6 separate regions of the Homo sapiens genome follow, and all the other regions are linked to region 1. A link is a loop called in an ENCODE intact Hi-C map of the cell type or tissue named here. Cell type or tissue: dorsolateral prefrontal cortex. All regions are shown on one strand. Region 1 has its middle 33 kb from the start of MIR557. Region 2 overlaps SFT2D2 (SFT2 domain containing 2). Region 3 has its middle 18 kb from the start of XCL1. Region 4 overlaps LOC125312414 (a long non-coding RNA gene). Region 5 has its middle 2.6 kb from the start of XCL1. Region 6 overlaps GPR161 (G protein-coupled receptor 161).

Evidence for each region. Hi-C counts contacts between places; a loop is a spot of excess contacts. Peaks named below come from ENCODE experiments on the same cell type or tissue, not always from the same donor. Only the 100,000 strongest peaks of a DNase experiment are listed, where the experiment ranks them.
Region 2: it touches region 1 in a loop (5-fold over the local background); 11 of 110 quality-filtered maps call a loop at or near these places.
Region 3: a loop joins it to region 1, with 3 times the contacts of the local background. A loop is called at or near these places in 12 of 110 quality-filtered maps.
Region 4: it touches region 1 in a loop (10-fold over the local background); 7 of 110 quality-filtered maps call a loop at or near these places.
Region 5: it touches region 1 in a loop (3-fold over the local background); 73 of 110 quality-filtered maps call a loop at or near these places.
Region 6: it touches region 1 in a loop (2.8-fold over the local background); 4 of 110 quality-filtered maps call a loop at or near these places.

Annotation. Positions count from the first base shown.
Region 1 is chr1:168,340,994-168,344,993 of GRCh38, forward strand. No RefSeq gene overlaps it. Among named protein-coding and RNA genes, the nearest start is that of MIR557, 33 kb to the right of the region's middle. In dorsolateral prefrontal cortex, CTCF peaks have their summits at 1,891 (motif pointing right) and 2,797 (motif pointing left); a DNase peak (open chromatin) is centred at 1,888; H3K4me3 peaks cover 1,317 bases; H3K27ac peaks cover 3,347 bases.
Region 2 is chr1:168,233,097-168,237,096 of GRCh38, forward strand. It overlaps SFT2D2 (SFT2 domain containing 2), which reads left to right. Exons shown (of 8, transcript NM_199344.3): 4 at 2,005-2,086; 5 at 3,493-3,528; 6 at 3,616-3,674. Among named protein-coding and RNA genes, the nearest start is that of SFT2D2, 9.1 kb to the left of the region's middle. In dorsolateral prefrontal cortex, CTCF peaks have their summits at 2,326 (motif pointing right) and 3,861 (motif pointing right); a DNase peak (open chromatin) is centred at 3,881; H3K4me3 peaks cover 248 bases; H3K27ac peaks cover 1,927 bases.
Region 3 is chr1:168,592,800-168,596,799 of GRCh38, forward strand. No RefSeq gene overlaps it. Among named protein-coding and RNA genes, the nearest start is that of XCL1, 18 kb to the left of the region's middle. In dorsolateral prefrontal cortex, no CTCF peak of the experiment used is centred here; no DNase peak of the experiment used is centred here.
Region 4 is chr1:168,397,092-168,401,091 of GRCh38, forward strand. It overlaps LOC125312414 (a long non-coding RNA gene), which reads right to left. Exons shown (of 8, transcript NR_176090.1): 8 at 3,100-4,000. It overlaps LOC100505918 (a long non-coding RNA gene), which reads right to left. Exons shown (of 5, transcript NR_176059.1): 5 at 3,100-4,000. Among named protein-coding and RNA genes, the nearest start is that of MIR557, 24 kb to the left of the region's middle. In dorsolateral prefrontal cortex, no CTCF peak of the experiment used is centred here; a DNase peak (open chromatin) is centred at 2,110; H3K4me3 peaks cover 414 bases; H3K27ac peaks cover 3,248 bases; H3K27me3 peaks cover 351 bases.
Region 5 is chr1:168,571,979-168,575,978 of GRCh38, forward strand. No RefSeq gene overlaps it. Among named protein-coding and RNA genes, the nearest start is that of XCL1, 2.6 kb to the right of the region's middle. In dorsolateral prefrontal cortex, a CTCF peak has its summit at 2,464 (motif pointing left); no DNase peak of the experiment used is centred here.
Region 6 is chr1:168,080,226-168,084,225 of GRCh38, forward strand. It overlaps GPR161 (G protein-coupled receptor 161), which reads right to left. Exons shown (of 6, transcript NM_001375883.1): 6 at 1-4,000. Among named protein-coding and RNA genes, the nearest start is that of GPR161, 55 kb to the right of the region's middle. RefSeq lists a silencer at 2,066-2,360. In dorsolateral prefrontal cortex, CTCF peaks have their summits at 2,215 (motif pointing left) and 2,417; DNase peaks (open chromatin) are centred at 1,289 and 2,216; H3K27ac peaks cover 3,169 bases.

The DNA of each region.
Region 1 (4,000 bases):
CAGCCATGATCATGACAGGGAGTGGTGTTTATGGCCATGTTGTGGTCAATCTATCATAACAAGAGGCTGATAGGTGAGGAATTGCTAAAATATTTTTTTAAATTGGGAGGTCATGTATAATAATTAAAAAATATATATATAAATTGGGAGGTCATTAGGCTGGAATGGCTCCTGGGCTTTAAGTTCCCACTAAGCAAACCAAATCCCAGCATAAAACAGTGAAATGAAACTAGCGCCTTTATCAGTCAGAAACCACCAACAGAAGTTAGTTTGTGGTTGCTGACTGGTAAAGACTCTAGTCGATATTGAAATACGTTTTCTTTGCCTTCCTTCTGCATTTAGCCCATAAACTTGCTGTCCAAGCTGCTGCAGCAGTCTTCTGAACTGCTTCTGGTTCTGAGTGCTGCCCAACTCATGAGTTGTTCTTTGGACAAATAAACTCTGTTAAATTTATTTTGTCTAAAGTTTTTCTTTTAACAGCTCTAAGCCTTGTCCTCTTTTCCCATGACAACCCTTCACATGTTTGAATATAGCTCTTCAGTTTCTCCCTAGGCCTTCCATTCTTCTACTGCAAACATTGTCAGCAGCTTTGAATTTTCCTCATATGCCGTGATTTCTAAAACTTTCATCAGTTCCCTTTCCTTTTCTGCTGTGGCAGGCAGAATAGAATGGAGATCTGTAGACATGACCCCACCATGGCATATTCAGTAGAGCTCCCATCTTTCCTGCTCCCAACACTGCCTTTCTCTTTCAGCACTGCCTAAGACTGCTTTGTCATTTTTGGCAGCCACATTGGGTTACTAAAATGCCTGGGGCTTCCCACATGAACTGCTATTAAGCCAAGTTTCAACATCCTGTATTTGTATGGTTAACTTAAAAAAATATATATTTCCAGGACTTTAGTCTTAACTCATAATATAAGCCCGTTAAATTACTTTTGAATGACTTCTGCCATGTAACGCATTACCAAACCTTTCAAGCCTATATCTTCTAAAATTTGATAAGCATGTGTCAGAGTCTTCACATTGACAGAAATATTCCACAGACACAGATGAGCACTGAGAGCTGTAACTACCAAAAATCCTAGAAAAGAGGGATAACTTCCACATTAACTCTTAGTTAACTAGAAAATTGAATTAATCAGGCTGCCCAGTCCCCGATCCTTCTAATTAACTAAAGTTCACAGCATTATCATTATTAAAAGTGTGAAGAAGTCTTGTATGAATGTCCCCACTTTGGGCATACGTAATACATAGCAGGTGCTATTAGAGGTTCAAGCTTGCAGAGGAATCACAAACAGCCATCAGACGTAACTTTAGTTAAATAAGCTGAAGCTATTTTTCCTAAGTGTTTATTTCTAGTTGGTTCACAGGGTCCTCTCCATCCCTACTTACGGGAGGCCATTCACATCACTTTGATGGTTTGCATAACCTGGAGATTTCAGAGCTTGGATATTAAAACCTCTTTTTCTCCTTCAAGTCTTGGTTTTAGTCCTCAGAGCTCTCTGCAGGGGAATGAGGACCCCAGAGAAAGTCACATTGCTTACATTTTCCTGCTTCCCCCTCTGTCTCTCCATTTATTCCTTAGGGGAGAATATCGTATTGGGGGAGGAGCGCAGGAAAAGTCACCCAAAAGCCATGGGAAAGGTTGTGGAAATGGGGAGTGCTGGTCCCACCCCTTTCGTCCTGGTGATGGGGTGGGACGGCAGGCGCCAGCCTCCGTTTTTCTGCCCGTGGGTATGTGTGGTTGACCTCCTTAAATCAGAGCCAAGCGCGTGACCCAGAACTCTGCACAATCACCCACGCCCACGGCAAAGCAGATGAGGCTCTAGAGCTTGCAAGTCTTTATCTAGGGAACTGCGTCATCCTCCTCGGTCGGACACCAGGTGGCAGCAAAGCTCCAACTCATCAGTCACCCCACCCTCCGTCCAGGCCGTCTTCTGACGCAGAACTTAAAAAAGATACTGCAGATTTTCCTTCTAAGGAAGGAGCTACCCATACAAAACTAGCAGCTTTAGAGAGAGCCATAGCTAAAACTGAAACGTCGTCAGGATAAAAGCTGCCTTCTGAGTAGGACAGGCAAAACACCAAAAACAAAGTTCAAAACCAAATAATCATTTACGAAGCTTCTTGAGGAGGGTATAATGCAATTTTGGTCCTGGTGCAAAGAAATAAATTTGGTTCTGTAAGCAAAAAAATAAATTTTGGTATATAAATGTAGGGGATTCATTATTAACTGAATCTTATTCTTTAGTCGAAGAAGGTTTCCTGAAGAAGGAGGGGTGTCAGGCAATTTTTTAAATACCAGAAAGCTGAGCCTAAGATGCACTTATGAGGGTTAAGTGGTCCATTGAAATAAATATATTTGCTTACAGTATAAAGGATTTTATACTGCAGTTTTGGTAGAGTTGTCTGACCTGACACCTCGATATTAGAGGTGTATGAAAAGAGACAAAGCTTGTGGTTTTCTGAGGCCCCCCTGCTACCTGCTTGGCAGTGAAAATGTGAAGGTTTCATAATAAGTTGTTGGCTCTGGAGGAGATGGTTCTACATGTTTTACTGGTGTCCAAGGTCTACCGATGACTCTAGGGCCTGCAGTACTAATGAGCATCTCGTAGACAGTATATGGACCTCAGGCAGATGTTAAGATAGGGCCAGCCGAGGAGCTTTCTAATTGAGGAGGATTTACTCAGAAGGAAGAGTCCATCTGTGTTCTTTGAGCGTTTTGGAGAGTGGATGATCGAGCCCACTGTGTAACACAGCCCTGTTGTATTGCTGCCTCCTAGAGGAAGGACAAGGACAAGTGGGGGACAGAGGAGGCAGTGAAAACAGGAGTGGATCATTAGGGCCCAGAACACCTGAGTCCTGTCTCTCTAGGAAAAGCCAAGGTATCATGAGACCTCTGGTTGTTAGAATGTCGTAAGCCCACCCCACCATCCCTGCTCCCCACTCCCTCTCACATGCACTGCTGCTTCAAAAGGATTTTTTTTTGAGTGCTGCCAAAGTCCTTTAAGAAGCCAATCTATTTCATCTGAGACTGTTACGCTTGCAAAAGTGATCTTGCTGAAGATGAGCTTTTCAGCTTGCTTGTTAGCTACTTAGGTAGCTCTAGAGACCCCCAGGAGATGATACAAAAGGCCAAGGAGAGGAAGCCAGAATCAGAGCAAGCGTGAGAGCCCCCATGAGATACGTTGTCTTTTTCTGTCTGTCATCTAAGCAGCCCTGAATTCCAAGGGTAGTAGAGATTTGTAAGTATGTAGAGGATAAGAATCCTGATTTTGCCATCTGTGGGCTCTGAGTTGACATCCTCACGTTTCAGGGTCTTCATGTGACTCACAGTGAAACAGGGAACTTGGTCTATGTACTCAATGTCTTCTCATACCCCTCTTCTTCTCTTAGTAGCCTGGGTGATGGAATGAGACACATCTACTTGCTGTCCTGGGTCAATGGACTACTTACCCCTCATAAGTGCTTCTTAGGCTCAACTTTCTGGTATTTAAAAATTGCCTGACATCCCTCCTTCTTCAGGAAACCTTCTTTGACTAAAGAGTAAGATTCAGTTAATAATGAATCCCCTACATTTACGCACCAAAATTTATTTCTTTGCTTACAGTATAAATGATTTCCTGGTAAATCTGTGTGTTTATGCTAGGTTTGCTCATAGTTTGCATTTTCTCTATGCTTCCAAGTTTGCTGTGCTGTGTCCTAGATTTCTGTTTGCCAGAGGGCATGCAAATGAGGAGGTTGCCAGGATGAATGTTAAGTAAATCGATGTATAAAACATAATGTCCAAAAATATGGGCATGGTGCTTTATAGCTTACAGATATTTCACATATTTTACCGAATTTGACCTTTGCCCTATCACTGTTAGCCAAGATGATTATGCTCATGCTATAGATAGGAAACCGAGGCTGAGAAGTTAAGTAAGGGCACTGTCTTAGGGCAATCAGTTGGGAAGTGGCAGGAAGGTTTTTGTTACTGAAGTCCATGCTGTACTTGG
Region 2 (4,000 bases), 110 kb before region 1:
TTTGAGATCTGGCTTCACCGTTGTCCCATTCCCTATCCAGTGTGCTTCCCAGCCAGGCTGAACTTCTTGCATTTCCCAAAATGCCGTTGTGCCCTTGTTTGGTTGTTTTCTGTGCCTGGAATGCTGCCCTATCTGTACCTCCCCTGGTTTGGTAGATACTTGCTCATTTGTTAAGACCTGGCTCAAAAGCTACCTCTTCTATGAAGCTTTTCCTGATTACCTCCTCCTCTCCAGAATTGATGACCTCTTCCTTTGGACTCTCAGTATCACATCTATATTTATGTGCCAGTGCAGGTAGCATTTTATTACACTGACTTGTTAGATCTGTAAGCCACTTGATAAGGGCTGCACGTGTATCTTGTCCCCAGTTGTACCCAAACTTAGCTCTGTGTCTGGCTGGAAATGGGGGATGTTAATTAAATGATTGATTGCATGATTCTGGCTACCTGTGTAAAGCTTAATTTATTAGTGCTTATGACAGTAAAATGCTGACCCTTAGAGATGTCTCTTGTTGCCTGTAAAGCTTTCTCCAATACTAACTTTGGGTGGGGGGGTGTTTTGGGCAGACAGTGTAAGTTACATTGTATAGTCTAGACTGAGCATAAATATATGGGTGTGTTGCTTAGTCTAGAAGAGCTCTTTAGCAAATCCCTATGGGCTGGATTCTTCATAGACTGTGTAGGGAAATAATAAAGGGAGCAAATTGTTATTTTCAGGGTATTTGGGAGTTTGTGTCTTTGCCTGTAGTCTGTTATGGTTTTGTGTATATGCTATGTTTAATTTTTAGGACCAGCCTTGACTGTTGCTTCTTATTCGGTGTAGGTTAAAGAAGTGTTCTCTTAGTTGGGACACTTGAGAGTGAAGCCTTGCAACTTAATGGCACTTCAAAGAGAGGAAGACTTATTGGCCGGGTGTGGTGGCTCATGCCAAGTTGATGTGTTAGACATGACAGTCTGCTTCATTTGTGATTACTCTTGCTAGCCATCTCTCAAGTTCATTCATACAGAAAGCATGCTGGGGGCCAGGCGCAGTGGCTCACGCCTATAATTCCAGCACTTTGGGAGGCCGAGTTGGGCGGATCACGAGGTCAAGAGATCGAGACCATCCTGGCCAACATGGTGAAACTGTCTCTACTAAAAATACAAAAATTAGCTGGGTGTGGTGGCGTGTGCCTGTAGTCCCAGCTACTTGGGAGGCTGAGGCAGGAGAATCACTTGAACCCAGGAGGTGGAGGTTGCAATGAGCCGAGATTGCATCACTGCACTCCAGCCTGGCGACAGAGTGAGACTCCATGTCAAAAAAAAAAAAACAAACAAAAAAAACCCAGCATGCTGGGTCTGTCTTTTTAGAGCTTTGGAATCCAATAGCTATAGAGTCAAATGGTAGCTGTGTGATTTTCTCGTCTCTAAAATAAGTGTAATACATAACTCACAAAGTTGTTGAGGAGAAGAAATGAGGTAATATATGTAATATCTGGCATTTAGCAAACATTCAACAAATAACCCATGATGATATCATCATCATTAGAATTATTCCCTGAAGATTATGAAAGAAAATGAAATGCTCTACTTTTTAACATAAGCTACCTAAGCCTGTAAGGTATGGTTTTTCTTTAAACTTCCTGAGCCTTGTTTGTTTCCATGAGTAGTTATTGTCAGGGAGGCAAGGTAACACCTCTCAAGGAGAAGGCTTATCCAACCTAGTGGTATGATATGATTCTACAGTAACACCCACATGCATTTACAGCCTGGGTCTATCATTCCCTAGTTGGGTGGCCTTGGATAAAGTAACTCTGTGGGCTTTGGTGTGGTAATTGTTCCTACTTTATAGGTTGGTTGTTGATGGATTAAATGAGAAAAATGCACGAAAGGCCCTTCAGCACAGTCAGAATGAGAGCTTTTCAAATGTTAGCTACTATTGCCACAGGAAATCTTGGGGAGGCGACTCAGTGTGCCTAGTGCAGTTCTGTTCTGAACGGCTTGTGTGCGTGTGTTTGCCTTTTAGTACCATCTTCCTCATGGGACCAGTGAAACAGCTGAAGCGAATGTTTGAGCCTACTCGTTTGATTGCAACTATCATGGTGCTGGTAAGGTCTGCTTTTTAGCTGGACTTCTCAGATGGGAGTTTTTATTTCTATTGTATAGGATGTTTTTCTTTTTAAATCTAAAGACCTCTTCTCTTTTTCCGTTCAGCTTGACTTATTACCCTATTCCTATAACCATGTGGCAGAAGGGAACACTCTAAGTAATACTACGATCCCCTCCTCCCCTACTTTGTGTTTCAGTGGGTGTCAAGGTGCTACCAGTTCTGAAAAGCACCTCTAGAGGGCATTGCTTGTCAGATGAGCCACAGTGGTGTGGTGGTAGTAAGGGAGCTCAGACACCTTCCTGGTGACTGTGGAAGCCACACACAGGCAGGGCTTAGAGGGAATAACTCAGAAACACAGGACTCATTCTCTAGGGTGGGTGTCCTGTCTTATAGAATGGCCTCTTTATTCCTCATTATCTGACTTGGGGACTTATTACTGTTTTTCATCAGTCTCCCCAAAGTGGGAGTGGCCTCCTTATGGCCTGTCATCCTTGTACCCTGCTCTGACAACATTGTCTTTAGCTTTGTTGTATCTTCCTGTTCCATTGACCCTAAATGCCTCTCATTTTTGGCCTATTTTCTTCCCTGTGGTTGTCAAAATCATTCCAGACCTACATTCTCTGGACTTTTATAGCTATTGCAACATTTGGAACTTGAAGAACATACTTTTATTTTTAGTTTCATTTATATAATCTCATTTGTTCAAATAGGTGAGTTATCAAAAGCTGTGACCACATTTCCTGTTTATTTTGTGTCCTTTTAGAGTATTGGGCACAATGCTGGACACAGAGAATATTTAGGACATATTTGAGTAGTTATTGTTATAGAAGGATGGCGAAGAAAGGCATGGCTGACTGCTCTAGCACCAGTTGTCCTTGGCCAGCCTCAGATGCCCACGGCCTGGACAAGTCTCTTGCAGAAAGAGCTTTCTAAGAATGGCCTTAGGGAAAGTGTTAGGTGATAGGTACACAAGTAACTGGCATGCTGACTGTGAGATTGATATCTCAGGTTAACCTTTGTCCTCACATGTGCTTTCTGCTGCAGAGACTAGCATTTGGTAGGAGTTAAAATAGAAAGATTTGTGTTAAGCTTACTTTAGTGCATTTGAATGAAAAGATGGATGGACGGATGAATGGGTGGGCCTGAAATGTGATTTGTTTGCTGGGCAGAGGTTCTGGGAAAACTTGAAAGTAAAAGAACATCTTATCTATGTGAATCTTTATTGGCTAGTTTGATTTCATGGAGATTTTTAACTATTCTGCCAAATATGGGTGCTCAGGTGGGTTAACTGCTTTGAGATGAAGGATGCATAAGTTTTGTGCATTTGTGAAGAATAACAAGTTTTGAGTTTTTTTTTTCCTGCCATGTTATTGTCATTAATTAATGTTTCCTTTCTTCCTTTAGTTGTGTTTTGCACTTACCCTGTGTTCTGCCTTTTGGGTAAATGTATATTTTAATTTTTCTTAACCATTTTGGCTTTTGCCCCTTGTCTCACACTCTCCTATAACCATATTATTATTTTTCCAGTGGCATAACAAGGGACTTGCACTTATCTTCTGCATTTTGCAGTCTTTGGCATTGACGTGGTAAGTAACCTTTTAAACAATCCCCTCCCACATAGCCCACTGAATAATGTAGCCAAAGGAGATAAAACTCACATATTGTGGGTGGGAGAATTAAGAAAACACAGAAGCTGTTTAATTTAAGGATTCGTAATGATGAAAGTGAAGTCAGGCTCCAGAGCAAATGCCTATCAACCCAGCCCACTGCCAATAGATGGCATTAGTGGTCTTGAGTGGTCACAGGAGGCTCCTTGTTTGCCTGCTGTGGCATTTTTGCTGAACTAATGGTTGATTTTTGAGATGTTACAAATATTATTAAGCCACTCATGTCCGGTAAGTGCAAGGACAAC
Region 3 (4,000 bases), 250 kb after region 1:
AAAGGTCCTGAGGCAGGAATATGATTGATGTGCTGAAGAGCAGCAAGAAGACCTGTGTGACTAGGACTGGTGACAGAGAGGAGAGTCATATAAGGGGACTCAGCGAGCTCGTGGAGCATTGCAGGGCTTTGTTGGCCATGGAAGGACTCTGGGTTTATCTGGGGGAACCACTGGATCTGTTTGAGCAAAGACATGATGCAATTTGTTTTTCTGCTAGCCGTATAAAGAGTAAATTCTAAGGAGTCAAGGCTAAAAACAGAGATTCCAGTTAGACTATTAAAATAATCCAGGCAAGAGACGATAGTGGCTGGGATGTTTAGCAGAAGAGATGGTGTAAAAATGATCTTATTTGGGACTTTTTCGGTCTGTATTTTCAACAACATTGTTGTGCTATAATTTATATACCATAAAATTTATCCACATTAAATGTACAACTAATGTTTTCAGCACAGTTACAGAGCTGTGTGATTGTCACCACAAGCCAGTTTCAGAACATTTCCATCACTCCAAAAAAGGTCCCTCATTCCCATTTGCATTTAATTCTTTCTCCCACTCCCAGGCAGCTACTAATCTCCTTTCTGTCCCTATAGATTTGCTTTTCTTTGACATTTCATATAAATGGAGTTGATATATGTAGTCTTTTGAGTCTTGCCTATTTTCACTTAGCATTCTATTTTTGAGACCCATCTATGTTGTACCATGTAGCCGTAGTCTATTTCTTTGTTCCTGAATAGTATTCCATTACATGAATATACCACATTTTGTTCATCTATTTACCAGTAAATGGGCATTTGGAAAGTCCTACTTTATGGCTAATATGAATAATGCTGCTGTGAATATTCATGTACAAGTATTTGTGAGGACTTACGTTTTCATTCTTCTTGGGTAGATACCTAGCAGTGGAATTGCTGGGTCTTACTGTAAGTCTGTGTTCAACTTGTTAAGAAAGTGAAAAACTGTTTTCCAAAGTGAACGTATCATCTTACTTGACCTTTAAACAACGCATAAAGTTTTAGGTTTCTCTACATCCTTACCAAAACCGGTGAAAAAGAACCTGTAGAAAGGATAGTGGATGGCTGATCCATTGCAAATGTAGAAAACGTAGAGGAATTTATCAGGAGAGCTTCATGTGGGTTGGAAGGTTTGGTGGTTGGAGCATGATGGGGCTTGCTTTTGATGGATCTTACTGTTTCCAGGGTCATCAGTTGAGAGTGGAAAGGAGGAAAGAAATGCATTGTTAGCTTGGAAAGAAAGAAGAAAGCAAGAAATTGACATCTAGAAGAGTGGCAGAGCTACAGAACTAGGGAAATGTGGTTAGACTGAAGGAGGGAGAGGAGCAAGGGCATTTTCGGTGTATGCAAGGGAGTTAGCAATGCTAAGCTGGGAAAGGAGGTGAGTGAGGATGTTAGGGAGTGACAGTCAGTGCAAAGGTGGTAAAGTCAAAATATTTGGGGACTTAGTGGGGCTGAAGAATTGTTGGGATTAAGATACAAGAAGAAAGGAGATACAAAGATAGGGTGTGCTGGCCAGGAACCAAGGTAATGCATGAGATGCCATGCATTGGTGATGACAATATATGGTCATGAAAGATTCCAGTTAGACTATTAAAATAATCCATGCAAGAGACAATAGTGGCTGGGATGGTTAGCAGAAGAGATGGTGTAAACATGATCATATTTGGGACTGAAATAGGGTCTGAAATAGGGTGGAAAGAAGAGATCAGACCAATATTTAAAAACAAATAGTCTGCATGGATAGTGAAATCAGCAAGAATTATAGTAGAAGTAACGATGGAGAGACGAGAACCACATGCTAAAATATTCAAATAATGAAGGCCAGGATGTTTGGATTTTGGAGAGGGCTGCAACAGGAGAGGAATCTGGTTTCTGGTAGTGTTACCTCAAGATCTTATCTTCAAAGTCTCTGTGTAGGGAAGGTCAGGGCAAAGGAGAAATAGCGGTTTGGAAACAGCAATAAAATGCAAGGAGGATGCTTAATCTGTTTTCATACTCGCTGTATATGAAGTATGGGAAGCAAAAACTCTGCCAGGTGCCTGGTACAAAGCAGCTCCCTTTCATAGTCAGCAGCAGAGGTTCTCGAGGTCTGGATCTCTTACTTTTTAAATTAATTCTTTGGTTTAACTAAAATCTGTTGTGGCTTAGCATTTGCATTGCTTTAAATCTACTTTTAAGCATATTAATGTTTTGGTTTGTTTTAAATGGCACTAAATATGTCCTGGGACACGAAACATCCTTACACATATACACACACCCACACACTCACATGCACAGATCTTCAAGAATATTCACCAAGCAATTAAAAAAATGTCATTTTTCCTCAGAGTTACACATTTTGGGGGTGAGATGGCTGGCTCAAGTTCTCTTTCTGTGGCTGTGAACTTATATTTTCTCTATGTAAAGCTATTAGCTATAAAGTTATAACTATCAGAGGAATAAAAACTGGTACATGAATTCTCCATTTCCTTTTTTTAATATTATTATACTTTAAGGTCTGGGATACATGTGTAGAACGTGCAGGTTTGTTACATGGGTATACATGTGCCATGGTGGTTTGCTGAACCCATCCACCTGTCATCTACATTAGGTATTTCTCCTAATGCTATCCCTACCCTAGGGCCCCACTCCCCAACAGGCCCCTGTGTGTGATGTTCCCCTCCCTGTGTCCATGTGGTCTCATTGTTCACCTCCCAGTTATGAGTGACCACATGCAGTGTTTGGTTTTCTATTCCTATGTTAGTTTGCTGAGAATGATGGTTTCCAGCTTCATCCATGTCCCTGCAAAGGACATGAACTCATCCTTTTTTATGGCTGCATAGTATTCCATGGTGTATATGTGCCACATTTGCTTTATCCAGTCTATAATTGATGGACATTTGGGTTTGTTCCAGGTCTTTGCTATTGTGAATAGTGCTGCAATAAACATACATGTGCATGTATCTTTATAGTAGGATGATTTGTAATCCTTTGGATATATATCCAGTAATGGGATTGCTGGGTCAAATAGTATTTTTAGTTCTAGATACTTGAGGAATTGCCACACTGTCTTCCACTATGGTTGAACTAATTTACACTCCCACCAACAGTGTAAAAGTGTTCCTATTTCTCCCCATCCTCTCCAGCATCTGTTGTTTCCTGATTTTGTTGTTGTTGTTTGAGATGGAGTCTTGCTGTGTCACCCAGGATGGAGTGCAGTGGTGAGATCTTGGCCCACTGCAACCTCCACCTCCTGGGTTTAAGCCATTCTTCTGCCTCAGCCTGCCAAGTAGCTGGGATTACTGGCGCCTACCACCACACCTGGCTAATTTTTTGTATTTTCAGTAGAGACAGGGTTTTGCCATGCTGGGCAGACTGGTCTTGAACTCCTGACCTTGTGATCTGCCTGCCTTGGCCTCCCAAAGTGCTGGGATTACAGGTGTAAGCCACCGCGACCGGCCTGTTACCTAACTTTTTAATGATTGCCATTCTAACTGGCATGAGATGGTATTTCATTGTGGTTTTGATTTGCATTTCTCTAATGACCAGTGATGATGAGCTTTTTTTCATGTTTGTTGGCTGCATAAATGTTTTATTTTGAGAAGTGTCTGTTCATATCCTTTGCCCACTTTTTGATGGAGTTGTTTTTTTCTTGTAAACTTGTTTAAGTTCCTTGTAGATTCTAAATATTAGACCTTTGTCAGATGGATAGATTGCAAAAATTTTCTCCCATTCTGTAGGTTGCCTGTTCACTCTGATGAGTTTTCCCAACACCATTATTAAATAGGGAATCCTTTCCCCATTGCGTGTCTTTGTCAGGATTCTTAAAGATCAGGTGGTTGTAGATGTGTGGCATTATTTCTGAGGCCTCTGTTCTGTTCCACTGGTCTATATATCTGTTTTGGTACTAGTACCATGCTGTTTTGGTTACTGTAACCTTGTGGTATAGTTTGAAGTCAGTTAGCATGATGCCTCCAGCTTTGTTCTTTTTGCTTAAGATTGGTTCC
Region 4 (4,000 bases), 56 kb after region 1:
ATAGCTGATAAGGATCTTTTGTAAACTGGTTTCTCAGAATCACGTTCATAAAGCTATAATTTAAAGCCTTTTCATTCTGTGGAATGTGATCCAATGTTATTTCTTTGTGGAGTGGAAAGTGGTAGGTGGAGAGTGGTTGGAGACTGAGGGGATCAGGGCAAGGAGAGTGAGAGTAAAATTTGGTATAAATATATGTCACCATCTTCTAAATTAAGTATAACATTTGGTCTCTTTCTTAGATATACAAGTTGTCTCTGAAATATTGGAACATTTTCCTCTTATTGAAGGTTCTGAGAAAAGATTCCTGAGTTTCCCCAGGGCAGGATCTGCCTACAAGTAGCTGACAAGGTGGATGAGTGATTTGCCAGCTTGAGGCTTCCCGGGGACTGCTCTGAGAATTGGAGGGGGCCCAGAGCCAACTTAGGGTGTGGTTCTAGGCATGGGGCCATTCATACTGGGAGCACCCGGGATGCTCTTTTCTAGAGAGCATCTGGGTAAGAGTGGTGGTGGCATCTGAGCACCAGTGTGCAAGTCCTAGCTCTGACAAGTGAATGATTTCAGGGAAGTCACTTAACCTTTTTGTTTCTGATTTTCTGTGTCTGAAATGTGCAGATTATGGTATCTGTCCTGCTTATCAGAAAACACTGTTTTGAAGAGCAAATTGTATAATGTATATAAAGATACCTGGAAAACAAGAAAGCTTAGTACAAATACAAACCATTCCAGGCTAAAATGGAGATTCTGCGCTGCTTGAAGGAGGAAGGTGTGTTGGAAATGGTACCAACAGGGCTATCCTGATAAGTGGAGGGGTGTGGCAAACCGAGAGACAATATGGAGTGGTGGCTTTTAGCCACCTGAGGTTGAATCCTGATGCTACCACTTACGGCATGCACATCAGGATCATGTTATTTAACCTCTCTTAGTCTCAGTTTCATCATCTGTATAATGGGAATTATCAAATATTTACTACCTGGGTTGCTGTGAAAATGAAATGAGAAAATACATGTAACGTGCTTGCCATGTTGTAAGCCCTTAGTGAATATTAGCAACATATAAATAGACATAACAGCTCTTCTAGTTTTGTGCTATGGGCTGATTTCATGTATATGACACTTGTTTTTTTTTTTTTTTTACACAAGACCTTTCCCAAGTTCTTTGTGCCCTACATAGGGGAGGTAAAATGAGGGAAATCACAAAAATTGTGACAATTTCTAGATTAGACATAGTGTAGGTGTTGTCATGTCTGCAGTGTAGAAGTCACCTTGGAAAGAGTTTGCTCATATTTCTTAAACATTTTTTAGGGTTGTCTTAGAGATGATCCAAGAACATTTTCTTTCATTCATTCAACAAACTTTTACTGAGCACTCAGTGTGCGTAGGATGAGCTAGGCTAGGAGATAAGGATGCAGTGGTGAGTAGGATAAATAAAATTCCTCTGCTAAAGAAGCATATGCTCTAGTAGGGAAGACACAAAAAAGTGTATATTTAGCATGTAGTATGTAGCAACTAGAGCTAGGAGGAAAAGTAAGATAGGGGAAAGGGACAGCATTGTCTTTGGGAGGACCCAGGGTGGAGACAGTAGCCACTCTCCCCTGTTCAGAACCCAGGAGCACAGAGTGCAGGTCACAGCTCAAAGGGCATTGTATTTGGCTGTCCAATGTGGCTGTTCTTTTTTTTTTTTTTTTTAATACAAGCATCCATTTTTGTTTTAAGACATGAAATGAGGGAATGACCACATATCCTCTCTGTCTCTAATTGGAGACAGTGAGTTTGGGCAGTTAAGATCCTGGGATCATAACCAGGATAAGGCAGAGGTGACGATCTCCTCCTGCCTGGACCCCTGTCCTGGCCCATCACTACCCATAGGGTAGGGGTGTGTGTGTGTGTGTGTGTGTGTGTGTGTGTGTGTGTGTGGTCTGAGTGGGATGGGAAGGTGGATGGCTTGGTATACATAAGGTCTTTTTCAGAACACTTGAAATGCAGACCTTGTCTGATAATACTTCTGTGACTCGGGTATATTATCTTCACAGCTCACAGTTTCATGGGACATTTGTGCAGATGAAATTGATCAGCAGCAGGAGGAAAATAGTCGTTGCCTAGGCAACCAGTGGATGACTCATCCAGGCTTTGAAGCAGCCAAAGCCATGAGACTGCAGTAATTTTCCAGATGCTTAACTCGCCTTCCTCTTTCTCTTCTCTTTCGTTGTTTCCCACTCTCCATCCTTCATTTCTTTCTCCACACCCACTTCCCTGGATGCTGCTCACTAGATCCTGAGCTCTCTGGAGCAGGTATTGAGACCTTATCCCACCACTGCATATGTGGCTTGATCTGCTGCTGCTCCTCATTCTAGCAACCAGGGGATGGATGGCCAGGCTGCAAAAGTCTTATTGCTACAGAGCTCCAAGATGCTGCTTGTTGCCTTTAATCATAAAAAGTTTAAGTGAGTGTAGCACCTTTTCTCCTAATTGAATCTAACCTAAGCTTATCTGTTTGTCTTAGAGATCTGCAGAGCATTTCTTTGAGGAGAGGCAGTTAAACCTTGGGCTTCCCCAAGCAAAGTTGTGGAAATGATATTTAAAGGTGACAAAGCCCCTTTTGACAGCAGCTCTCTCTGCTGGGTCTTCTCATCCTCTTGGCTCACCTTTCCTCACTCATAGTCTGGGGTCTGATTTTCCAGGCTCTTCTTAATTATCCACCATATTCCCCTCTAAAAAGCAAAGTGATAGACGTTTAAACCATTCCCCTTTCCAAAGGCATTTTCATTTTAACAAAGAGCTTTCAAAGGCAAAGTATTTCAAGACCCCAAAGAAAAAAAAAATCTTTAATTAGCTTTTCAAATACAGATTTAGGCAGAGGGGCTTTGGTGGTGGTCTGTGCCTGGTAAAAAGGTTTTCCCCTGCACATCGTATGTGCAGTACCTTCTTTGCTGCTGATACTGACTTTAAAGACATTCATATTGGATACTTGTTGGTGCCTCAATTTTGTATCCCACCCCACCCCCCATACATGTGTATTCCATTCATATGTGTACACACACACACACCCTTGAGCAGCAGGAGCAACTGATGGGGAAAAAACAAACCCCAAGTGATAAACTTTAGTTCACTCGCTTTTACTAATTGGATGTATGTCAAGCATCTATTCAATGCAGAACATGGTGGCCATCATTGGGACTGGGATGTCTCAAAATGGCTTACAGTCAGAACAGATTAAAGGCAAGCAGACACACACTTCTGTGGGAATGAGTAATACAGTTTGGGGAGAGGGTGCTGCTTATGACTGCCTCTCAGAGTTTGCCCTCTGGGTCCCTTTACTGTTCTTGGTCTTAATTAATTCAGTTGGCTCAGGCCCATGAGAGCTTCCTCACTGGTGCTCCACCTGTCCCACCACAGTGTCACTCCACCTTGAGGTGACCTGCCTGCACAACCACCAGAGTCACAGACAGATGCTCGTTCCCTTCATCCTTTCCTGAAGACAGCTCTCCTTCTGGTTGCAGGGACCTTCACAGTCTGAAAAGACGCTGAACACATATCCTTCCAGTCTGTTTGTGCATTTACACATACAGAAACACACATGACTTCTGAGATAGGTGAGTCCTTAAAGGGTACACACTCCAGCCATCTGTCTAGTGCCGGCATCACTTTGAAAGCATCTCCAATGGTCATCGTTGTCATCTCACTGCACTTGAATGCCCCAGAATGAGCAGCTGCTTCTCACAAGAAAACTCCTTTGTTTTTGGACAAGTTTTAATGTGAATTTATTTGTGCACTTATTGAACAATTCCTTTACTCAACAAAAATGAATTGACCTGCCCATGGTTTTTAGACACTGGAGGTGCAATGGTGAGCAAAACCATCATTGCCAACATGGCTTATGGTCTTCAGGGGAGGCAAAATTAACTGAACAATCAAACAGAACTATATTACCGACAGGGAAGAGTCCTGGGAGGCAGCAGTGCCTGGGAGGGAGCAATGAGACCATAGGGTAGGGAACTCTGGGC
Region 5 (4,000 bases), 230 kb after region 1:
ATACTTGTATTTATTCTGGATATATAAATTAAGCAGCTCCTTTATGCCAGGCATTGTACAGGATTCTGAAGAAACAGCAGTGAAAAAGATAAGGAATTCCTGGAAAAAGACAGACAAAAAAAATCAGCAAGTAAATTGCTGCTATGTTTGAAGGTGTTGGGAGTTCTGAATGAGAATAGAACAGCAAAAATAGATCAAATGATACCAGAATGGGCATGTGTACAAAGTTTTAAATTGGGTGATCAGGAAAAGCCACAATGAGCAGCATTTGAGTGAAGAATTGAAGGAGGTGAGGGTATCAGTCATGCTGACATCTGAGGGAAGAGAGTATTAGGCAGAGGAAACAGTAAATGCAAAGGCTTGGAGTCAGGAGCAAAATTGACATGTCTGAGAAACAAGGTGGCCGCGTGTTGTGTTGATGTAAGAGGCGTAGAGAACAGCAGGGGAGGATGTCAGAGAGTGAATGAGAGAGAAGAGCACAGGGCATAGGCACTTGTAATCCCTTGCAAAGACTTTGAATTTATCTCCTAAGAATGGAGAGCCATCGAAGGATTTTGAGGAAAGAAATGACATTTTCTAATGGTCACCTTGGTCGATGTGGTCAATTAAGGCAAAGATGGAAGCAGAAAGAACAGTTAGGAGGCTACTGCATGACTCGACTAATCCAAGTGAGAGGTGATGGTGGCTTGGCATAGGGTGGTTTGGGGGTAGTGAGAAGTGTTTAGGTTCTATTTGAAGATAGAGAGCCTGCAGTATTTGCTGATTGGGTGTAATATCCATGAGAAAGAGAAGAGTCAAAGATAAAAATATTCATTATGACAAGTATGCCTCAACTGATTGTTGTCAACCAATGTCCACCCATTAGCAAGTCATGCCCACTTTGCGCTAGGTTTCTACTTTCTTGTCTGTTATTTAAATCTTCCCCAAATGACATTCTAGTGCATGCTTTGACAAACTGAAAGTGAACAATTCATTCTGAGAGTTTAACAAATTCCATGTCAGTATGCTAAATAAAAATTCAGCCACTAGTCAAATTGTCGATTTCATTGAAAACATGAGAAAGCCTCAGGCACAATCTCCTGAGTTCACACCTTTATTTTTTACTTCTTTTTATTATTTATTTTATTTTAAAAAATTGACAGGTAAAATTGTATGTATTTATTGTGTAAAAGATGATGTTTCAAAGTATATATACATTGTCGAATGACTAAACCTAACTAATCAATATATGCATTACCTCACATAGCTATCATTTTTTGTGAGGAGAATACATTCACTCTAGCATTTTTCAAGAATACAATATATTTTTAATTACAGCCACAACGTTGTATAATAGATCTCTTGAAATTATTCCTTCTATCTAACTAAAATTTTGTATTCTTTGACCAACATATCCCCAACCCCACCCCACGCTTCTCAACCGCCCCAACCCCTGGTAACCACCATTCTACTTTGTATTTCTATGGAATCAACTTGTTTAGATTCCACATGTGAGTGGGATCATGCAGTATCTGTCTGCACCTGGCTTATTTCACTTAAAATAATGTTTTCCAGGTTCATCCACGTTTTGGCAAATGACAGTATTTCCTCCCTTTTTTTTGGCTGACTAGTACTCCATTGTGTATATGTACCACATTTTCTTTATCTATTTAGGTTGATTTGATATCTTGGCTATTATGAATAATGTTGCAATAAACATGGGAGTGCACATATCTCTTTGATACAGTGATTTCATTTCCTTTGAACATATACCCAGTAGTGTGATTGCTGGATCATATGGTAGTTCTATTTGTAATTTCTTGAGGAAACTCTACTGTTTTCCATACTGTCTATACTAATTTAGATTCCTGCCAACAGTGTGCAAGAGTTCCCTCTTTTCCATATCCTTGACAACACTTGCTATCGTTTGTCTTTTCTATCACAGCCATCCTAACAGGTGTAGGGTGATACCTCATTATATTTTTTTAAAAAATTTACATTTCCCTGATGATTAATGATGTTGGACATTTTTTCATATACCTGATTGCTATTTGTGTGTTTTATTTTGAGAAATGTCTATTCAAGTCTTTTACCCATTTTTAAATTGTGTTGTTTTCTTGCTAATGATTGCTTGAGTTCTTTATATATTTTGCATATTAATTCCTTATCAGATGTATAGTTTGTAAATATTTTCTCCCATTTCATAAGTTGTCTTCTACCTCTGTTGATTATTCCCTTGGCTGTGCAGAAGCTTTTTAGTTAGACGTAATTCTATTTGTCTGTTTTTGCCTTTGTTTCCTTTATTTGCTTAGCCCAATGTCATGAAGCATGGCTTTATGTTTTTAGATGGTCATCTTTCACTTAATGCACAATCATTGTAATTTTGGCGTTTTAAAAAAATTGTTTTACTTAAAAACTAATTGTTGAGCAATTATTACATACCAGGCTTTCTGCAAGTGCCGGGGATCCAGAGATAACAAGGGAATCTCCTACTCTCAAAGAGTCTGCCATCTAGTGGGAGACGCAGGAATGTAATTGAGTAGGAGAACACCATGAGATTCGTTGCAGAACAGCCATGAGAACAGAACAAAGTTCTAAGAGAGCATAAAGGGGTGGCACAACTTAATTTTATCAAAAAAATTCAGGAAAACTTATACAGAGAGGAGGAGTTTACAAGTAACTATGTAGGGAGCTGTCATGGGTATTCCAGTTAAAGGAAACATGTGAGGAGCATAAAAGAGGCTGGCCCATTGGGTTGGCTGCACATGTATGTGTTTGTTAAGGTTTGGGAGTGTGTGAGTGAATGGTGGAAGGTGAGTCTGAAAGGAAAGCAGTACTAGATCTTGAGCATTCTTATATATCACAGTGAAAGATTAGAAATACATCCCATAGGCATTGGAATTAGTAAAGAGGTTCTCAGTAGGGAAATGGCATGATTAGATTGAGGCTTTACAGTGATTACCCTGGCAAAGCTGCAGAGAACAGACTGAGAGGAGGCCCTGGTCTGGGAAACCAGTTAGTCCACTGCAATTGGCCTATGATTTGAGCAGTGTGGGAAGAAAGGAGGACACATCTCAAAGAACTACTTAGAAGGTATACTTAGTCCAGTTTGGTTGAGAAAGACACGTGGGTGGATAGCAATGAGTCTAACATGATCCCTATATATCAGTATTTGGAAATTAGATGGAAGAGAACACATTGCTCCATGCTAAGGACTAATATGAGGAGAAGCAGTTTGAATAGAAGATGTGTCCAGTGTTCAAGGAGTGATTGTGCAGTAAGGTAGAGATCATTAAAGAGCCAGTTTGAAGTTTAGAATGAAGTCTGGGTGAAAAATCAAATGCGATTAGTGGGAAGTCTCTTAGAGGTTAACCTATACTTTTTATCAAAACATAGGAATTTATTTTCATATTCCTCATAGCAATGGACCTTTAACTACACATGTATTTAATAAATACATTTTATAGATACCTATATAACATAAAGAACAACCACCATACAACAAATTCAGTGGCAGAAAAGTTCCATTGCAATCAGTATGTTTAAATTCTACTGGGAGCATTGCAAACTAAAATTATATTTTGGGGAGACTATATGGCAATATATAATAAGAGCTGTAAAGATGATCATATCATTTTACCCAGTAATCCTACTCCTGGTTATTAAAGGGAAATAATTCGGTGTGTATTAATGAAATTGACCTTACAGTTCTGATCTTTATAATAAGTTATAAGAAAATGGTTTAATGTGTATGTGTATATATTTACTTGAAGTAGAAATATGAACGCTAAAAAATGGGAAGATATTTAAGTTGGTGTTAAAACAGCATTTAAAATTACCACAATTATGAGAACACATGTATGCCAATGCAGATTCACTGGAAAAATATTGAAAATGAAAACTGTCAGATGGTAAGATTATAATTTTATTTCTTTTTTAATTTGAAATAAGTTGGTACAGCACAGCTTTTCAAAAGCTTCTATAAATGTGTATGTTAAGTTGTAATAAAGCAAACACATGC
Region 6 (4,000 bases), 260 kb before region 1:
ATAGTTCTACATACCTAATAAAGCCCTGCTGGCCTGTTCTGTGATACTGATGACTCTTAACTATACCTCATCTTCCTTGACCTATAAGACTAGCTCCTTGCTTTTCTCATCCCCTTGGCCAAGACTTGGAGTTTGGCTTTGACTCTGGCTTAACTTACTTTGAGACCTCAGACAATTGCCCTGGATTCTGTGTCCCCTCTCCCAACCCACAAGGACAGTATGGCTCTGCTCCTTCTTATAGGCATATATGGCTAATCACAGCCATTCTCCTTTGCCTACAGTGAAGACGGTAATTTCCTCTCTCTCCCACAGGCTCCATCTGGGGTTCTGCATATATTGTGGGTAGCATCCCTGCCCTGCCTCTTAGGGGCTTGGAGGATTAGGGATTCTGTGAACCCAAGAGCCACAGCCAGGCAGTCACTCTGTCACTACAGGACAGAGCTGTCCTCAGCAACCAAGGGCATTTCTCAGGGAGAATGTCCTTTCTGGACTGTAAGGAAGGTCAAGCTGTATTTGTGCTATGATTTGGAACGTTACACCAGGCCCTGGGGATTTGATCATCTTTGATAGTCATTCCGGACAAATTAGAATGATTTTATCTTTGTACAAACAGGCCAGTAGCATAGAGGATAGACTTTTTCTTTTTTTTCTTTTTTTAGGCGGGGTTTCGCTCTTGTTGCCCAGGCTGGAGTGCAATGGCGCGATCTCGGCTCACTGCAACCTCCGCCTCCTGGGTTTAAGTGATTCTCCTGCCTCAGGCTCCTGAGTAGCTGGGATTACAGGCGCCCACCACCACGCGCAACTAATTTTGTATTTTTAGTAGAGACGGGGTTTCTCCATATTGGTCAGGCTGGTCTCGAACTCCTGACCTCAGGTGATCTGCCCATCTCGACCCCCCAAAGTGCTGGGATTACAGGCGTGAGCTACCACGCCCGGCTGAGGATAGACATTTTTAATAGAAAATCTCATTTTGGCTCCCTTAGACTTCTCAAGTTCCAGATGCTACTTAGCCTTTCCTCCCTGCTCTCTATTGCCTGCTCTTCCTCACCACATCCCTGCTTTTCTGAAAGTCCTTCCTTGCTGTGCAACAAATATGACAAAATTCCCAAGGCAAAAACCTTTAACACCTCCCATCTAGGATAACACTTATATTTTCAAGATTCTCACTTCATTATAGAGATCCCTATAAAAAGGAATAATACACCCTCCCCACAGAGATACTGTGAAGAAACACCAGTGGCTCAGCTTCAGCTGCACCCCAGGCATTGTGCTGCATGCTTTCCAAGTATTTCCTCATAGAATCCAGACAGTCACCCTGTGACGGAGGACTCCCTCAATCCTGTGTGTCTCCACATTGAAACAGATGACTAAACTTCCCTTCACAGATGAGGAAACTCATAAGTAGTGACTTGTTTGAAAACACCCATGTAATTGGAAGCACGGGATCTGAACTCATGACTTAACCATACCCACGTCTTCACCATCCTCACTATATCACACTTGCACTGGGGTAAAATGAGATAAAGCATTTGGAAGTACCTAACACAGCACCTAGCACATCATAGGCCCTCAAATGTCAAACAGGTCAGGCCCACAGAAGGCAGTCACATGCCAGCTCACTGCCTCCTCTTTATAGCCACATCATCCTCAGTTCCTTCCAGACAGGACACAGCCAGGGCTCAAGGCTGAACACATGTTGTGAATGTATCTTGTGGTCCATCCAGAGACATGTCTAATCTGCAAGTATCTAAGAGGCATATTGTCGGGATGGAAAATATTCAGGGAAATCTGAAGAGACTAACCATCTGTCATTGTATCAAAGCATTTTTCCTCCGTCTCCTGTCTCAACCCAAATTCCTTAGCCTATCTATTGCAAATATTTAGTCTCATTGGTTGTTCACTTGTTTACAGAAAGACCACATAGTAGCTCCTCAAATAAGAATCAAGGAACATTGGCACTAGATGGCCCTTGTCTTACACTCCTCAACTCTGCTTCTCCAGGAGCAGTGATCTACCTAAGATCACTCAGTGGCAATACCTGTGAACCTGGATGGGGTCATGCATGTAAGCAGGCTAGCCAGGTGGTCCTTGGTCACCAAGGCCGTGGACTACACGATAAGGGCAAAGGAATTCAAAACAAGAGTGCCCAGCCAGAGGCAAACAAGCTCTCAGGTTCATCCTTGGCTCTGCACAGCCACACCGCTGCCACCTAGTGTCTAAGGGCCTGAACTTCAGTCTTGGTGCCTCTGGCCAGGGAAATGGCTGTGTTGAGCTGTGTGTGTGCTCTGTAATGTGGGACTCCCAATGCCTTCTGGGTCAAAACAACCCCAAACCTGGTATCTGTGGCATAGCACAGGGACCCAATAAGGCGGAAATCTCAATGAAAGAGGCAGAGGTGGGCAGCAGTCCTAAATGTGGTCTTGTCAAAACCAGAAGACACAGGACTGAGTTGTTTAAGCTAACGAGTAGCCAAATGTCCCATGTGCCACTGTCCATGTGGTCCCATCAGGAAGGCTGCAGGCCTGCCACTGCATGGCAGTTTACAGCTAAAGAGCCTGGGTTTAGTGGGGGCACTTGGGGTTTCGACCTTCTGCACTAACGGCAGATATCCTCAGAAATGCTCTCAGGAACTTCAAAATGTGTGAAAATTCTCTTTTCCTTCTCCCCCACACCCCCTTCTCTCTTTCTCTCTAGCTGAATAAAGGCAAATTTGAATTCCTGAATATGGAAAATATGGTTCTAGCTGCCAAGCATCCTTCAAGACTTAGCTCAAACTGTCACTTACCTCATGGAGCCATCCCTAACTCCATATTTGGAAATACCCACCTCCCTCTGAAGCCACACTTCTTTCTATAACCACGACTTGACTTTGCTAGTTATTAGAATCGGTATCCACAGGTCCTGCTCCCTAAATCAGAGTGCACACTTTAGTGGTATTGCCTACAGAGCCTAGCCTGGTGCTTCGCATACACTGGATGTGCAGTGTCTGGTAGACGACTAAATGAATTGGACCTCAGTAAAAAAAGGGAAACACAGTGAATCATTTTGTGAAATGCAGTATTTCTAGATTTAGATTAAATTCTATAATAGCCCAGCTAGTGTGGGGTCAGTGGGGGAGTGGGGGGCTGTCTCAGGATTCTTTCCCTAGAGCCCAGTCTAGTACAGTCAGGGGAACATTCTCCAACCCTTGCGTTTCAAAGCCAAGCTGCTGCACTCAAGAATGCCTACACCTAACCAGCAACCCATCCTAGAGATAAAGGTCTCTCTGCCCTGTTCCACCTCTGTGCACACTAGTTGATCAGGAATATGGTCCCTTCAGAAAGTAGACAAGTGCTAGAAAAAAATATATACAGGGAATATATATAGAAAACGTGAACCACACGCAGACGTAGGAATGCCATCCAGTGATGGAAGCAGAGTGTCTGACCTGCACAGGTGAACCTGCCCTCTGCTCCTTCCCACTCCCATCCAGAAGCTAGGCCAGCGCCTGGCATCCAGGTGACCCAGAATAGTTGAGTTCAATCACCACAGGTAGCAAGACTCCAGGCCTCATGAAAGGTCTTTTACAAACTGCAGACCAGGGGACCAGCTAACCATTGGTTTCTGCCACACAACACAAAAACACAACCTCACCAGGAGCTAGCTGGGCCCCAAAGAAAAAACCACAAGGGTAATTCACTTTCTAGAACAGCTGCCTCTCAGCAACCAGCAAGATCTCCTTGGAATCTACCTTCTGCCAACCAAAGCAGAGAAGTCCTGAACTTATTTAGTCATGATGCAGGCCAAGGGCAGACGCAAGAGGAGATCAGTGGCTTCCCAAGTCATCACAGCAATTACTCCAGGACCAAACTTCAACTGCTGTTCCAGCACAAAGGGAGGAGAAGAGAGGTTTAACCATCCCAATCACATTCCTGTGCTTCCCCTTCTGAGATGGTGACCCTGCCCCTCATGCATCTTGGTGGCTGGCATTCTATCCAGATTGTGCTCTAATGGACAGGGC